Linked DNA regions of Mus musculus: region 2 is linked to region 1. A link is a loop called in an ENCODE intact Hi-C map of the cell type or tissue named here. Cell type or tissue: left cerebral cortex. All regions are shown on one strand. Links, peaks and the distances in the headings refer to the core of each region. The heading gives the core; the rest is flanking DNA.

Region 1 (8,816 bases), core at 346-8,345:
AGGAGGTAGGGACAGGCAGACAGAGAGCTCAAGAGCCACCTTCAGCCACATAGCAAGTCCAGTTCTGAGCCACTCAAGACTCTTTCTCAGCAAAGAAGAAAGAAAACGAAAAAAATCCAAAGATAAAGAGTTGCCACACATTCACACCCTCTTTTTCCTGTTCTTAACTCCTCGCACTGGTTTATCTGCTATAGTTAATGAGCTGGCATTGATACATCACCACTAGCAGGTCTTTATTCATAGTATTCATATGACCTTTGGTTTTTCCCTGATACACTTTTTTCTGGCCCAAGACCCCATATGACATACGTGGCTTTACCATCAGGCCTTATTTGGGTGTTTTTGTTGTTGTGTCTGACACAGGCTCTGGCTAGCCTGGAACTCCTGTTAGGATCATTTAGTGCCAGTGTGACGTACCTCTCGATTCACCTTCATGACCTGGTGAGCAACTGTATCAGAAGTCTCCATTATCAAGCTGCCCCCCTCTCCTTCCGTAGTATACTCTTGGGACAGAGGATATTACATAAATTATCTTAAATCTCTTTTAAAATTTTTTTTACATTTATTTAGTGTGTGTCTGTGTTTATGTGTGTGCTGTGATAGGAACATGGCGGTCCAGGGACAACACGCAGGGCTGAGTTCTCCTCTTCCACCGTGGGGGTCAGGGAGTGAAGCTCAGCTTGCGCGGCTTGGCAGCAAGGGCCCTTCCCCAGTGAGCCTTCTCTCCAGCACCTTAAGCCTCCTGGAATCCTTAGGTTTGGAGAGTCTGTGGCAGGGGAGATGTAAGCAGACACCTGCCTCCCCTGTAGGGCACCAGCAACCACCAAACTTAGATCCCACCAAAGTGTATCTCACGTAACCACTGGTTTTATTGGGCCTGCTTACAGAACGTGGGTGAGCCGATAGATAGCAGCTATCCTACTAAAAGCCTTGCCCAGCACAAAGGATGAGTTCCCTCTAGCTGCAGAAATGGAACCCCTGCCCTCTCAGTAACTTTCCACCACTACAGACCCTAGCACCTCCACGGCCACAAGCAGTTAGCACACAGTCGCGTACAAGTGAGACGCAAGAGGAATCCTTAGGAATTCAGAGAGGTCTAACGGTCTCTCTGTCCCCTCCTGAGGGAGCATCACTCGTCAGCGAGCACGGTGGGCATGTCTCTTACAAACAGTCACAGCCGTACTGATGAAAGTGACAGCTCTGGGCCCTGGGTGTTGCCATGTGTCTTCTTCAGTCCCGGCACTCAGGAGGCATAAAGGACATGACCTCGTGCCAGGCAGTGGTGGTGCACACCTTTAATCCCATCACTTGGAAGGCAGAGGCAGGCGGATTTCTGAGTTCGAGGATAGCCTGGTCTACAGAGTGAGTTCCAGGACAGCCAGGGCTACACAGAGAAACCCTGTCTCGTAAAACCAAAAAAAAAAAAAGTAAAAGAACATGACCTCGGGCTGTGCTGTTTGGAGGGCAATGATTACAGTATCTACACAGGTGACGCGTCCGTCCGTATCACTGATGGTTGCATGGTCTACCCCACATCTGTAGGATGTCCCTCTTCCCTGTATGTCTCCTTCCTCTCAAAGATATCATTTAGCTCAGGGCTTCTCAGACTTTTCCCACTCAGGAGCCCTTTTTGCATGAGAATAAAAATTGTGGGGCAGTGTACAAGACAGGGTTTCTCTGTGTAGCCCTGGCTGTCCTGGGATTCTCAATGTAGACCAAGCCGGACTCAAACTTACAGATCTACTTGCCTCTGTCCTGGGTACTGGGATTAAAGGCCTATGCCACCACTGCTTGTACACACACACACACACACACACACACACAGAGAGAGAGAGAGAGAGAGAGAGAGAGAGAGAGAGAGAGAGAGAGAGAGAGAGCGCTATATAAAATACACTTGGGAGGTGGAGGCAAGAGAACCAAGAATCTTGGATGATTTTCAGCTAATTAACTTTGGCCGGGCATGGTGGCGCATGCCTTTAATCCCAGCACTCGGGAGGCAGAGGCAGGCAGATTTCTGAGTTCTAGGCCAGCCTGGTCTACAGAGTGAGTTCCAGGACAGCCAGGGCTACACAGAGAAACCCTGTCTCGAAAAAAAAAAAAAAAAAAAAAACCAGGACAACTTTGAGGCCAGCCTGAGTTACATGAGACCCTCCCTGTCCAAGGGGGCAGGGATCTGGTACAGGTATGATTTTACTATTTATTAAGGACAGTGTTTGCACACTAAGAAGATGGATGGTTCATTTTTCATACACGCAAACCTGGCTGAATGCTGAGACTATGGGACATAGACCATCCTCAGTGGTTTTCAGAGTTCTGATGGCTTTGCTGTGACAAGGTCAGTGCTGAGAGCCCTGGTTCACAGAGATATAAAGTGACAATGGTAGGTGTATGTGTAGGCTGTGCATAGCACATCCAGCCCTCCACCTGTGTTACAGCCTCACGTGTGGTGGGGAGCTACTGTGTACGCAGCAGTGACTTAGCTCCTCCTTCTGTCTCCTCCATTTCCTGTAACCCAGAGACTCAGTTGAATAGCTTAACAGCTCAGTGACACTTTTTATCTCTGAATACATCACAGTGTGATTTAGAGTTTTCAGAGACACCGCACTCTTCTTGATGTTTGTGGAATACAGGACTAGGATACAGAGCCTCCCATCTTTTCTCAGTGCAGGCGCTCTGAGACACATGGAAATCCCAGCTATGGCTGGGAGCCCAAGTCTTTAATCCTGGCACTTGGGAGATAAAGATAGGTAGATCTCCATGAGTTCAAGGCCAGCTGGGACTACATGGAGAAACCCTGTCTTAAAAAACCAACGACAGAAAAAAAAATTCCATCTGGCCTCAGCCTCCACAAGCAGATGCTCTGTTAAGTGCAATGCTGAGGGAATTCACTGTAGGCGGCAGGACCCAGAAGAGGCTGGTGCAGCTGTAGGCTGAGGGATGGAGCCTCAGATGAAAGGAGATTGGTGGGCTCTGGGTGGAATCTAGGGGTCTTCAGAACATCCCTATGGGGCCCTCTGTACCTGGGCTAAGGGAGCCCAGTTGTCTAGATCTTACTGGCTCTGGATCCCTGCTCTTCTAGAGGCATGCTATTCTAGATAATCTAAAGCATCTAAAACCGGCCCCAGAGTAGGAGGAAGTAGGATCGGGAGTTCATGGTCAGCCTCAGTTATATAATGAGTCTGAGGCAAGCCTCAGTTTACAGGACCCCTTCTTAGAACCCTCTGCAAGTGCACCCCTGTGGTCCCAGCACTCAGGGTGCAGAGCCAGAGGATCTCTGTAGGTTCCAGGCTAGCTAGGATCTACATAATGAGTACTGTGGTTTAAAAGAATAAAAAGTAGGGTGTTGGAGAGATGGCTCACCAGTTAAGAGCACTGTCTGTTCTTCCAGAGGTCTTGAGTTTAATTCCCAGCAACCATGTGGTGGCTCACAACCATCTAATGGAATCCAAAGCCCTCTTCTAGTGTGCCTGAAGAGAGATACAGTGTACTCGTATACATCAAATAAACAAACCAGGTGGTTGTGTGGTACATACCTTTAATCATAGCACTTGGGAAACAGAAATTTGGATTTTTGTGAGTTCAAGGCCAGCCTGGTCTACAGACTGAGTTCCAGGACAGCCAAGGCTACACTGTCTTAAAAGCCAAGTCTGCCGCACTGTTGTTGCCCTCTGAGTGGTGACAGTGGCCATGCTTCTGCTGGGGAGCGAGCCATAGAGCTTCTCTACAGTAGGCTGTTGACTCTGGAGAAAACTGCCCAGTCACAGAGATGTTCCTCCAGGTTCCAGACAGCCCCAGAAGGCAGTGTTGCCAGCACAGGGCACCTCAGATGCTCCTCTGCCAGCTTGGAGGCGCTATGGGAGACTGGGTCTGCTCTGGGCAGTTGCCCCCAGGATCTGTCTGTTTCACCACTGTTTTTTGTTTTGTTTTGTTTTGTTTTGTTTTGTTTTGTTTTGTTTTGTTTTGTTTTCCCTTTCCTGCCGTCTTCACACAGTCTAAATCTCAGGTTTCAAGTGCAAGTGCGGCTCCAGCTCTCAGCCTTTTGTCTCTGGGGCTCTGTGTCGATCTCGATGCTCTTGTATTTGTCATATGTGACTTAAGAGGAGAGTCCCAGTGGGAGCTGGATGCAGATTCAATGGCCGTTGTCATTTCCGACCTTGGACTGCCTCTGGCACTAAGAGGGGAGCACTGCCAAGCACCTGTTCTGCTGCTGAAAGCACTGTCCGCCTTGGAGCGCCTGGTGGGAGCACTTACGGTGCTGATCTCCCTGAGAAGCCTGGCTGCGCCCATCTCTGCAGTTAGGAGTTTGCCTGCTGCACCTGGTGGTGCCCAAAGCTCACAGAGGAACTAGCAGCCACTGGGCAGTGGTCTTAGTCACGAGAAAGCTGCTGGTGATTGCGACTTCGGCTGAGAAGTGGATGGATTGAGACACCAGCTCTAAAGCCAGGGTAACACTCAAGAGTGAATAAAAGAACGGAGCGGAAGCTCTGGTTAAAAACATCGTGTACTCCTGTCCATCCCAGGCCAACATGCAGATGCAAAGACCACAGGAGGATTTTGCTTCTCTGAAAACTGATCCTCAGGGTGCCACAGGGCACTTTGACAGATTTGTTGCTAAAGCAGGATTCATTCCTCTGAGAAGTCTGGTTAAATTGGCTTCGTAGATCTTGCGATACACGTCACTGCCACCAGGGGGCAGCAGTGCTCAATGGCTAAATTCTCTACAGCCTCTTTGGAAACCAACAGTGTATTTCTCTTTTTTTGTTTGTTTGTTTGTTTGTTTGTTTTTTCGAGACAGGGTATCTCTGTATAGCCCTGGCTGTCCTGGAACTCACTCAGTAAACCAGGCTGGCCTTGAACTCAGGGATCTGCCTGCCTTTGCCTCCTAAAGTATTTCTCTTGTAATTAATAATATCTTTGACATTTAAGAGAGTTGTTTTTCCTCATTCATTCATTCATTCATTCATTCATTCATTCATTCGTGTGTGTGTGTGTGTGTGTGTGTGTGTGCTTGGTGTTTGGCCTGCGTGTGTGTCTGTGTGAGGGTGTTGGATCCCCTGGAACTGGTACTATAGACAGTTGTGAGCTGCCATGTTGGTGCTGAATTGAACCTGGACCCTTAAAGATCAGTCAGGCTTAACCTCTGAAGCACCTCTCCGCCCCTGTCATTTTCTTTTCCAGTAAAGTATAATGTCGGGTGTACACAGTCCCAGCTACTTGGGAGCCCTAGGCAGAGTGTCTCTTCTAGTTTGAGATAAAGCAGGTTTATTTTAGGCCTAACAGTTATGTGTGTTTTAATTGACACAGCTGACCAGTATGGTACAGGATTTCCAGAATTCAAGAAAGTGATCCCAGCATGGTGGTCCATGATGTAATCCCAGCATTGGGAGGCAGAGGCTAGTGGATCTCCAGAAGTTCAAGGCCAGCCTAGTCTACATGGAGGAATTCCAGGCCCTCCAGGGCTACACAGGAAGGCCTTATCATGTGCATACATGCATATATACATCAATAGAAGTACGTTTCGTGTGTATTTTCCTCTTACTCACAGCCGGCAACAAGCATTTTCAGGGTGCTGAAGTAAAACCTAAGAACAGATTAGTGCCCAGTGAGGCTTTTTTGTTTATTTTTTTATAAAAATGTATTGCATTATGATTGTGCATGTAATGTGGGAGGGGCGTGTATACATGCCATTGCATGTATGTGGGGGTCACAGGACAACTGTGCGGAGTCAGTGTTCTCCTCCCACCCTAACGTGGGTCCCTGAGTTGGACTTTGGTTACCAGGCATGCTCAGGTACCCTTACCTGCAATCTCACTGACACCTTATTTTTGTTTTCACTTTCTTGTCTCTCTGTGTAGGCCAGGCTGGCCTTGAACTCAGGGATCTGCCTGCATCTAGCTGTCTCCCAAGTGCTGGGATGAAAGCCATGCGCTCCCACCGCCTGCCCACCGTTTTAACCCCCAGGAAATCCCTTTGAGCCCTTCCCAGCACCAGCTCCTACTTGTCGCCTGTTTCTCCAAGTCCAGCTCTCTCATCTCAGGTTCCATCTTTCAGGGGTTTCTATGGTTACTGGTGTCCAACAGAGCCCAGCCTTTGCCTCTTGCCTCTAGCTCTTCCACCCCGCCCCCATCTCTGTCCGCCCAAAGCAAATTCTTCAGCTAGTCAGGGCTTGCTCTCCTCTCTTTCTTTTTGGTGGTACTAGGATGGAGCCCAGGAGCCCTCGCAAGCGTCCACCGCAGCCACGCCCGGTCCACCCTTTCTGGTTTGTAACTATCTGGGCGTCTGATGAATGGACACAAGTGGCAGTTTAATTAATCCTTGAGTCCATTAAGGTGTGCTCCCATGTGCACCAGCAGCTCCTTAGTCAAGCTGTGTCTTGTTTCTCCCACATACCCCAGGTGGGCACAGCTCTTAGCTTTGTCCCTGTGGATTGCTTTCACATGGCTTCGGTCCTTATTTAAGTGAGATCATGCAAGCTCTGTCCTAAAGCTAGCTTTTAAAAATATATTTTAAATCTTAAAAAATTCTTTTATGGGGCTGGTGAGATGGCTCAGTGGGTAAGAGCACCCGACTGCTCTTCCGAAGGTCTGAAGTTCAAATCCCAGCAACCACATGGTGGCTCACAACCATCTGTAACAAGATCTGACGCCCTCTTCTGGAGTGTCTGAAGAAAGCTACAGTGTACTTACATATAATAAATAAATAAATCTTTAAAAAAAAAAAATTCTTTTATATATTCTCATCCCTATGGCAGTTTTCCCTCCCTCCCCTCTCCCTTCTCCTCCTCCCCTCTCCTGAGTCTCTCCCTCCCACCTTCTCTCTCTCCCAGATCCAAAAAGAGCAGGCCTCCTAGGGACATCAACCAAACACGGCATATCAAGCTGCAGTAAGAGCAGGCACACGCCATCATGGCAAGGCTGGGCAAGGCAGCCCTAGGACAAAAAAGGGTCCCACGGTAGGCAAGAGTCGGGGCAAGCCCTGCTTCCCCCCAGGACTCCCACAGGAGCACCAGGAGCTCAGCCAAGCATCTGCAGAGGACCTAGGTCAGAGGCTGCAGGCTCCCTGATCTCTGTGTGCCTCTGGGCTCCACCTGACGCTTGCCTGGGAGACTCTGCATGAAGTCTCCTTGCTCTCTTTGATGGTGATGCTGCTAGGCTCCTGTCCCAGAACACACTGCAGGCAGGACACACTGCAGGCAGGACACACTGCAGGCAGGACACACTGCAGGCAGGACACACTGCAGGCAGGACACACTGCAGGCAGGACACACTGCAGGCAGGACACACTGCAGGCAGGACACACTGCAGGCAGGACACACTGCAGGCAGGACCCACTGCAGGCAGGACACACTGCAGGCAGGACACACTGCAGGCAGGACACACTGCAGGCAGGACACACTGAAGGTTGAAGATGTGTTGGCTGGGTTGGTGGCCCAGTCCCTATCCTTGAGGCCTTGCCTGGTTACAGAAGTCCAGTCTCTGTGTCTGGGAGACTTTGCTAGGGTTTCTCACCTAGGTCCCTTGGACTTCGATTGCACTACATGTCTACTCTGGAAATGCCCTCCTCCAGTTTCGGTCCTTTCTCCCAGTATTTTCTCTCCTTCCGCCTCCACTAAATCTGGTTATAGGGAAGCATGGTGGCGCAGGCATTTGGGAGGCAGAGGCAGATGAATCTCTCTGAGCTCAAGGCCAACCTGGTCTACATAGCAAGTTCCAGACCAGCTAGAGCTACACTGTGAGACACTGCCACATACACCCACACACACAAAAGTTAATTCTTTCTATGTGTGTGTTCTTGAGTACGGAGGCCAGGGGCGAATGCTGAGGGTGATCTTCTGTGGCTCTGCACTGGGGGTTGGTTGGGTTTTTTCGTTTTGTTTTGTTTTGTTTTTGTTTTTTTGAGACAGGGTTTCTCTCTGTAACCCTGGCTGTCCTGGCTGTCCTGGAACTCACTTTGTAGACCAGGCTGGCCTCGAACTCAGAAATCCGCCTGCCTCTGCCTCCCAAGTGCTGGAATTAAAGGCGTGCGCCACCACGGCCCGGCTGTGGGTTTTGAAGACAGGGTCTCTCATTGAATTTGGAGCTCACCAATCACACACACACACACACACACACACACACACACACACACACACACACACATACACATATACATTCCTGTCTCTACCCCCACAGTGAAGATGTTACAGACCCACATAATTATGTCTGGCTTATTTATATTGGTGCTAGGATCAAACTTAGCCGAGTACTTTTAACAATTGAGCCATTTCCCAAACTCTAAAATTTATATTTTTGTTTTGTTTATCTTTAGGATTTCTAAAATTTTTATTTAATGTATGTGTGTATGTGGCGTAGGAGGAGGGGTGGGTAGGTTCATGTGGACACAGGTGCTGATGAAGGCCAAAGAGGGACGTCATATCCTATGAAGCTGTAGTTACAGGCAGAAGAGCAGGATGTGCCGAGCCGTCTCTCCAGTCCTTGTGGGGTTTGTCTGTTTGTTTCTATTCATATATGAGGCCTATCTGTGTGTGAGTGCTGTGTGTACACCATATATCTGTGTGTGAATGCTGCGTGTTCACCATGGGGTCCTACGGAGGCCAGGTTTTTAGATTCCCTGGAGCTGGAGTTACCAGTGGTTCAGAGCTGCCTGGTGTGGGTCCTGGGAACAGAACTTGTGTCCTCAAGGAGAGCAGGAAGTATTCTTAGACACTGAGCCATCTCTCTACCCCGCTTGTTTTGTCTTTGAGACAGGGATGTAGCCATGCCTAGCGGTGAAAGCAGACTTTTATATTGGTGTTTTAGGGCAAGCCTATATATAAC
Region 2 (8,816 bases), core at 817-8,816, 100 kb after region 1:
GGAGGGAAGGGATAGGGGGTTTTCGGAGGGGAGACTAGGAAAGGGGATAACATTTGAAATGCAAATAAGGAAAATATCTAATAAAAGGGGGGTGTCCAGCTCTGTCTTTAAACTCTGTAGCCACCTCATTCACTCCACAGTGCTTGTTCTTCTCAGCTTTCCTTTCACTTTCTTTCCTGGGCTTTGTTCCTTTTTATGTGAGGGCTTGTTTCACTGGTTTGTTTATATGAGTGTGTGCACTCTGTGTGTGGTGGTTAGTGCCCACTGTGAGAGCCTCAGCTCTAGGCCACAGCTCTGTTGCCATGACATTGACTTACTGAGCCAGCAGCTTACTGTCTCTGGTTGGTTAGCAAGCTCTAGGATCTACTTCTGTCCATTCCTCAGTGCCCTGTGGGAGGCATCCACAGCTCCCCTTGGCTTATTTCCTGGTGGGGTCCCTCATGCTTGTAGGGCAAGCATCCTTATGCACCAACCATCTCCCCAGCATGTTTTGTGTTTTTGGGCTAGCTTGGTACTACTGACTGTGTAGGCAGGTAGGCAGCAGCTGCACCACTGAAGGTCTGCTGGTTTGTATTTATTGTTGGATAGATACTTGTTTTCTCACTCTTCTAGAGACTGGAAGTCTAAAGCAAAGGTGAAAAATCTTGTGATAGTTGTGCCCTGCTTTAGTGATAACACATTGTTGGTTTGGTGAGACAGTCTCATGCCATCGCTTACTGTAAAGGAATTCACTGTGGAGGCAGGCAGGGGAGGAATGCTCTGCCTCAATTGGTGGAAAGGGAGAGACATAGCCTATTAAACTCCTTTGTAAATTTCCTGCATTTTATTTGTGAGGAAGGACTCATTCTCACCACCTACAGGCCTGTCTATCTAGTACTGCCCTCAGAGCCACAGTTAGGACTACCCAGAACTCCTGTTTGACCGTGTACAAACAGATAATGGCTTCTAAGGAATTGGCCATTTCACTGAAGTGAAATTCCCTGTGAAGTGAATTTCACTGAAGTGAAATTCCTTTTTTGGTTTTTCGAGACAGGGTTTCTCTGTGTAGCCCCGGCTGTCCTGGAACTCACTCTGTAGACCAGGCTGGCCTCGAACTCAGAAATCCGCCTGTCTCTGCCTCCCAAGTGCTGGGATTAAAGGCGTGCGCCACCACCACCCGGCTCAGGTCCCTTTTCCCTTAGCCATTTCTCTGTTCGACCCATTTAGTCTTCTTTCTTTCTTTCTTTTTTTTTTTTTTTTTTTTTTTAAGATTTATTTTTGTATAAAGCATTCTGCCTGCATGTATGCCTCCAGGCCAGAAGAGGGTATCAGATCCCATTACAGAGGGTTGTGAGCCACCATGTGGTTGCTGGGAATTGAACTCAGGACCTCTGGAAGAGCAGCCAGTGCTCTTAACCACTGAGCTATCTCTCCAGCCCTCCTTCCAGTCTTTTGGCAGCACAGGATGTGTGGGTTTCCGACTCCTCAGTCATGTGACTTTGACTTCTTTCCCTTTTTGCCTTGGTGTCTGGATTTTCAGCATCGCCCTGAGCAACTGGTGGTTCGTAGCTCACCTCACAGACCTTTTGGATCACTGCAGACTCCTCCAGTCACACAATCTCTAGTAAGTTGGCCAGATGCACTGACCCTTTCTTACATCACCAGGCTTTTGAGGGGGGCGGCCAGTAGACTAGGAGCAGGTAGGCTGCAGGAGCCACAAAGTGAGTGGGCAGGCTTGCAGTCCTGTGTTGTTGTTTTTTCCCCAGTTTTGGTTCTAACATGAGAGAATTCCTCCTGCTGGAGTACGCCTCAGGACTGTTTGCTCACCACAGGTAGGAGGAAGCCCCACTGCTCCGTGCTGGTTCAGAGGGCTGAGGAGGATGAGCGTCAGGTGGCAATGCCCAGAGCCATAGGGCAACCAGGTAGCCTCTCACCATCTGCATTCCTTCCACCATAGCCTGTGGCAGCTGGGGGTGGACTACTTTGATTACTGCCCGGAGCTAGGCCGAGTTTCCTTGGAGCTGCACATTGAGCGGATTCCTCTCAACACAGAGCAGAAAGCCTTGAAGGTGCTGAGGATTTGTGAGCAGCGGCAGATGACTGAGCAAGGTGATAAGGCACTTCCCCCAACCTGTCCGCTGGGCTGTCAGGGCATCCCTAGGCTGAGCAGTGCTTACTCTGTGACAGCTCGCTTCTGCATACTGGAGAGACAGTGTGCAGTACATGCCAAGACATCAGGGAGGGCAGGAGAGCCTGCTGGGGTTGGCCTTTGAAACAGGAAAATCCGGCCCTTTGACTTTAGGTTCTCAGAGCCTGTGGTCAGAGCTGAGAGTCCTATGTAGGTGGGAGGTTGCTACCAGCAAAGCCTGGACCAGTGGGGAAGCTTGGCAGGAGCACACAGCGATAGGAATAGGTGTCAACAGCTTTGTGCCATCCTCCCACTGCTGCTGAATGAGAGTCACTTGCACACAAAGGAAGATGAGATTTGTGTGGTCTCAGGACAGATAACGGTGGGACTATTAATGTGGAGGAAAACCAAGATCTTTTTTGCCACCCAAGGACAAACACTCAGAAAGCCAGTCTAGTGAGTGGGTCATCTGTGGTATGAGCAAAGGAAAGACAAAGAATAAACGGAAGTTTCTGGTTTTCTCACTTAGCTGTAGATTGAGTACTTTAGGTTGTAGTGAGGCTGTCGGAAGGCCGAGCCTGTCCCCACAGGGCTTTTCACAGGAGGATTATAAGGTGTGAGCCTTTGCCCTTTGTCCTTTCTCCTGCAAGTTAAAAGCATCTGTAAGATCTTGGCCATGAAGGCTGTTCGTAATAACCGCTTGGGCTCAGCACTCTCCTGGAGCATCCGTGCCAAAGATGCTGCCTTTGCCACACTCGTATCTGACAGGTAGGTGAGGCTTTGTGGTTGGCTGGAGCTTGAGGTGGGCCTAGGATTGCTGCTCTCATCTTTGGGTTGGGCCCTGCAGATTCCTCCGGGATTACTGTGAGAGAGGCTGCTTTTCTGACTTGGATCTCATTGACAATCTGGGGTCAGCCATGATGCTCAGTGATCGACTGACGTTTCTGGGTGAGTCTTGTCATTCTTTCCCCTGGGTATTCCAGAGTGGACACTTGGGGAGATGGACAGCCAGCCTTTGCATGTGTTAGCCTTTGCATAGTTTAGTAACATTTTGTTTCCCAATAATTCCAAAATTAGGGAAATAAATAGCATGAGAAACACATTTTATATACACTTTTCATACTCATTTTTTGAAGACAGGGTGGCACTGTGTACCTCTCTGGCTGCCCAGGCTAGCCTCTCACACAGAGAAGTTTTTTAGCTTTCCCTCCCCAAGGCTGGGATTATGAGCCTGGAAGAGTTTGGTATGGTATCCATGTCCAATTCCCATCATGCTTCCACCAGAGATTTTTTTGTTGCTTGTGTGAGCTGGCAGTTCACTGCAGGAAGAGATTAGTGTCTCAGACCCTCTACCTCATGTACATCACCAGGATTCGTGGAGTATTTTAATCTTCTTAAACTTTTGTTTTGTGTATGGGTGCTCACCACATATTGGCCTGGTGTTTGCAGAAGCTAGAGGAGGGTCCCATGGGACTGGAGTTGGTCAGTTGTGAGCTGGCATGTGGGTGTTGGGCATTGATTCATGTCTTCTGTACAAGAAGAGTGAGTACGATTAGCAGAACCATCTTTCCAGCGCTCTAACTGATCTCTCACTGCACTACTGACACTTCCCCAAGGCTGGTGCTCATAAAAATCCTTGAATCCTACCTTTCATTGATTTGTGAACTTGAAACTGTTCTAGAAACAGTTCCAGGTATATGGAGTCCTAGTTTAAAGCCAGGATAGCTTTTCTAAGTATCAGGTAAGTAGAGAGGAATTTTGAGGTGAACTCACACCCCTCAACAGGAAAGTACCGGGAGTTCCACAGACTGTACGGGGAGAAGCGCTTTGGTGACGCTGCTTCTCTTCTGCTGTCCCTCATGACCTCTCAGATTGCACCTCGTTCTTTCTGGATGACTCTGCTCACAGATGCCCTTCCTCTTTTGGAACAGAAACAGGTAATACTTGATCACATCTGACCTATCTGTTCTGTGCCTTTGGTGGTCTTCCTCAGCTGGCTTCTGCAGCCATACAGAAGCTCATTTACGCCTAAGCAGTACCGTGTACACGTGTCCAAGGCTCGAGCACCAATCCACTATTCATTTCAGAACAGCTGGAAGATGCCTCACTAGAGGGATGGATGTAAGACTTAGGAGCATACCAGCAGCCCAGGGCTCTGTATGCAAATATTTCTCCCTGAAGACTTTGGAGCTGTGCCTGTGGAGCAGCTGAGTGACGCAGCCTCTTTCCCCTAGGTGATTTTTTCAGCAGAGCAGACATATGAGCTGATGCGGTGCCTGGAAGACTTGGCCTCAGGGAGGCCAGAGTGTGGTGAACCTGATGCCCAGCGACTGCAGGTCATTTTAACTCCTGGGAAGATGATTGTGTTGAAGTGGGGAAAGATTTCTGTCTCAGGATTTCCTCCCATTATCCTGCCATCTTGAAACATTAGCCTTTTTATGAATTCATGTGCCTTTTAGCTATTAACCTGTTCTGTAACACCAACTTTTAGGAGCAAGTCTTCCCACTGCAGAGCCAAACTTAGTATGCTATACTGGTCATATTCTGAACTGTAATCGTAGGTTCAGATGGCTCCATGCTCTCCTGGAATGCTGCCTGTTGCTCCTCACACTGTTTTTCTGCTCTTTAGGATGACGACATAGAGACCACCAAGGTGGAGATGCTGAGACTGGCTCTTGCCCGGAATCTTGCTCGGGCAATTATAAGGGAAGGCTCACTGGAGGGTTCCTGAGAGAAGATGAGGACAGTTGCAATATAGTAACTTTGTATGGCAATGTAAATAGATTTTAAAGAATAAATTGTTTTGCAAATATAAGACCAATTGTTAATCCTACCAAGGAGGTTTTAAAATTGTCTATTCTGAACCTGACATTGCAAAATGAACAATAGTTGCCTTTAAGATGGATGTTTCCACTCCTGGCTTAAGAGCTCATTGATAGAGAATAGCCCTGCTCCGTCTCATTAGAGAAGCCAGGGACCCACGGGACTGGTGCAAGGGGATTAATCCTGCCCAGATGAGGTTGAGGCCTTACCCAACTCAGCCAGTGACCTTGGAACACCCTCTAATTTCTTTGGTTAGCTTCTTTAAACACAAGTTTCAGAAACTAGTTGGAATTCATAGCATGGTGTCCCACCGCTGTGCTCTGTATTGAAAGATGCCAAGCAGGGTGAAATGGTTTTATTTCACATGCAGCAAAACAAGGGCAGGAGGTGGTACAACCAGTACAGCTGTACTGACTGAAGCAGTGACCTCAGTAGTAGTGAGCAACACTCATAATTTAAATCTTTAATGACCGTATTGACAGTGATCCCATAGATGTTCCAGCACCGAAGTAACCAGTCTCTGGAAAGCTCTTGGATTTATTCCATCATCAGTGAAAATGATTATCTCTTTTAAACCTGTCCTAAGGAAACTGTAAAACCTGCTAGCTAAGGACAATAGCTGGGAGGTAGGCCAGATGACCTCTAGACAGAGCTCCAAAGATGTAGTGGCGACAGCATACGGACAGCAGGGCCCAGTAGACTAGTATGGCAGCCGAGTTCCCGATCAGCCTAAACGTCTCTGGCCTGGAGCAACTGGGTTATGCTGGCTGAGGCACAGCACTGTAGAAGCAATAGGGTCTGGAAACTCAGTTTAATCACAGACCTCTCATCTCCAGACCCAACATGTCGCTGACAGTGCCCCTCTTTAGCTGGGGAAAAGAGGGTGTTGGGTGCAGCATAAAAGTCTAGTGCAATGTGTGTGACCCTGAGACTTCCTGGGTCCAGCCATAGGTGCCACACCACATACTGTGTGGCAGGGAGAAGGAGTGACCAAAGCAGGATGCAGAGTGGCAGGAGGTGTCCTCCCCTGAAAGGCTTATGGGGAGCACAGCAGTTTATTTCATGCCAAGCAAGAGGTAGTGAGTAGGACGGCCTATTCCCACTGCAGGAGGTACGCCTTTCCCAGAAAGCCACAGTACCTGCCTCTGAAGGGAAACATTGGCACTTCCGTTTTCCTTCCTGTCCCTAGTGAGGCTATCCGGCCAAGCTCCCCGTCCTGCTAGGATGTCCATAGGACACAACCTGCCACTGTAAGCACATCACTCACTCAGTAGCCACTGCAGGATGCTGCTGCTTGCAGAAAGTGAAGACTACAGTACTCCACAGTTCTCACTCTGGGCCACTGCTGCCCACTTTAGTTCAGGGAGCAGCAGTGCCTATCAGCAAAGAACCAGGGACCGCCAAGGGGAGGTACAGTCTCCTAAGCCATGCCTCTTCGAGTGTAAAGATGCAGTTCTTACAGGGGCTGGAGAGGCACCGTTCAGAGCCCTCTCCCTGATATCAAGGAATGCCAGTAAAAAAAGGAAATCCTACTCTGGGCCCAGAGTCCACCATCCCAGAGTGGCCAATGAAGCCACAGGGGACTCATCACCCACACAGTACGGCTACTTCAAGTCACACAGGTAGATAAGACAGGTCCTTTTAGGGGCCCAGGAAGAGGTGACCAAAGCAGCAGCTTGGTTCCTGACAGAAGTGTCCAGGGCTCCGATCCACACCAAGCTATAAACGCTGTTCAGGGTGTACAGTGGCTGGACTAGCTAGAGCCTGTCTCAGGGCTGCTTGCCTTCCAAGTAGAGATGGCAACATATGCTGGGGTCATAGGTTCCCCCACTGCTCCACAGGAGGAAACTGGTCCACTTCACCCAGTTCTGTGCTCAGCTGCTCCCCCAAAGCAAAGGTCAGTTTATATCGAAGCCGCACCTTTTCCTGTAATAAGAGGGCTGCAGATGAGAATCAGTACAGGAATTCCCTCTGCCAAGACATTGTCTCCCTGCCACGCCCATGATTCTGCCAGGAAGGATCCATCTTGCATCACCATGTCCACCCATGCTCAGTCCCTTAACGTGGGATAGAGGGGTTACTGCTGCAGGTCAAGCCAGGACTTCCTGACAGAGCCTCACAGGGTACTTCCTGTGATCCCAGGTGGGTTTCATAGATTCTCTCACGCTTACCTTCATTGGATTGGCCAGCAGCATGACCTGGGTGATGGCTGCAGGTGGCTGGATAGGACTAAATGGGGAAAGTTCTGTCCCAGAGGGTGGCTGCAACTTCACTTTCATTGACTGAAGACAAAAAAGAAGCTCCTTTGAAGAGAATGGTCCGGGTGTCTCAGAGACAGACACCTGCTGGCTACTGAAAGGCAGTCAACACGGTAGGTTCAAGGTAAGGGAAAGGAAGCTACCTTGGGCACTGCAGCCTGCAGCACTATGCTCTTGACTGGCAACGGAGCCGTATTCAGCATGGAAACCACCACCACCAGCACATCAGGCCGTCCTGGCGGACACTCCTTAGCAAAGTGGAAAAGGATGCGGAAGCCATTTTTATCATAGGCTGTCACGGGAAGGGCACTGCCTGTAAGAAGGTGTTACATGAGTGAGTGTGGTAGGGGAGCATGGCAAGGGCCCTGCAGAGCCCGAGTGCTACTAAAGCCAATGGGATGGAGGAGAGCTGGAACAGCTGAGGACGGTTGCCCTGTGGAGTACCGGAGAGGACCAAGGTCACACAGCTGCTGTAAGGAGCTGAGAGGGCTACAGGGATGATGGGACAGTGGTTAGGAACACTTATCATTCTTGCAGAGGATCTAGGTTCCCAGAACCCATGTCGGTCGGCTCACCACTGCCTGTAACTCCAGTTTCAGGAAGCCTGAAACCCTCTGACCTCTGTGGGCACACGTCAAGCACATGCATACACCAAGGCACACAAACAATCATAAATAATAAAAATACAATCTTTAGAAAAGATGTGAGACTGCAGGCAAGCGGACCCTTAACAGTCAGTCAGGGACTTTTGTATGGAAAGAATCCACTGATCACACCCTACCAACACCACAGCTGAGGCTGAGCGCCTGTCCTCAGCACTTACTAGGCTTGATCGATTCCAGGGGCACATGGACACTGGCCAAGGAGAGCTCTGGGCCTTTCTGAGGGCTGCCTTGGGACTGGAAGAGAGGGCTTCCGGGCCCAGTGGAGAAGGGCAGGAGAGGTCTGGCTGGGGCAGAGGCAGGCAGCAGCGGGGAGGCAGTGGGCCCAGGAGAGAAGCAAGAAACAGGTTTCACCAAGCCTGAGGTTCTGGGGCCAAGGAAGGCAAGTCAGAAAGATGGTTAGAATGCTAGGCAACCCCTCAACCAAAGCCAGTGTCTAGCTACCTCAGGCCACTAGCTTCCAGCCTGACTCACAGTACCAAAAAGGATCCACATCCCCCATCCTATGAAGCCTCCCTTTGGTCCTATATATACGACACCCCACGCTCAGCCACCCTCTTCTATCCCTTACACTTTGGCCTCTTCCAGAAGCTGATCAAGGGCATCTAGGCGGTGCGAGGTGCTGGAGCTGGGGTATTCTGGACCTTTGGGCTCAGCCTTTGGAGCCAAGGCTGGGGCAGGTCCAGAAGAGAACATGAAGGAGCCAGTGCTGTGGGTTGGTGCACTGGCTGGGACCACAGGAGCTGGGAAGGCAGCAGGCAGTGGAGCTTGGGACATACTTGAGGTAGAAACTGGGGGAGGGAGCTGGGGTCCATCTGAGGGGCAGGAGGCCGCAGGCACTGGCCTGGGACTGAAGAAGTCCAGATCTGATGGTGGTTCATTCTGTACAACAGAAATATCAAGTGAGCAGAGACCCAGAAGGGACGAGGCCATCACCCACCGGGCCTTCTGAGGTACCCATTGTGA

The links. Peaks named below come from ENCODE experiments on the same cell type or tissue, not always from the same donor. Only the 100,000 strongest peaks of a DNase experiment are listed, where the experiment ranks them.
Region 2: a loop joins it to region 1, with 2.1 times the contacts of the local background. A loop is called at or near these places in 1 of 42 quality-filtered maps.

Annotation. Positions count from the first base shown.
Region 1 is chr11:115,479,252-115,488,067 of GRCm38, forward strand. The region is part of intron 2 of Armc7 (armadillo repeat containing 7); the gene reads left to right. Among named protein-coding and RNA genes, the nearest start is that of Armc7, 8.0 kb to the left of the region's middle. In left cerebral cortex, for the core only: CTCF peaks have their summits at 4,691 (motif pointing right), 6,538 and 6,737; DNase peaks (open chromatin) are centred at 2,784, 4,326, 4,669, 6,107 and 2 more places; H3K27ac peaks cover 3,027 bases.
Region 2 is chr11:115,578,985-115,587,800 of GRCm38, forward strand. Nup85 (nucleoporin 85) reads left to right here. Exons shown (of 19, transcript NM_001002929.4): 12 at 1,520-1,603; 13 at 1,746-1,811; 14 at 1,937-2,088; 15 at 2,758-2,875; 16 at 2,955-3,055; 17 at 3,893-4,044; 18 at 4,342-4,443; 19 at 4,737-4,940. The coding sequence ends at 4,838. Gga3 (golgi associated, gamma adaptin ear containing, ARF binding protein 3) reads right to left here. Exons shown (of 17, transcript NM_173048.3): 13 at 8,422-8,732; 14 at 8,012-8,217; 15 at 7,332-7,501; 16 at 7,102-7,212; 17 at 5,271-6,856. The coding sequence ends at 6,746. Among named protein-coding and RNA genes, the nearest start is that of Nup85, 19 kb to the left of the region's middle. In left cerebral cortex, for the core only: no CTCF peak of the experiment used is centred there; a DNase peak (open chromatin) is centred at 4,269.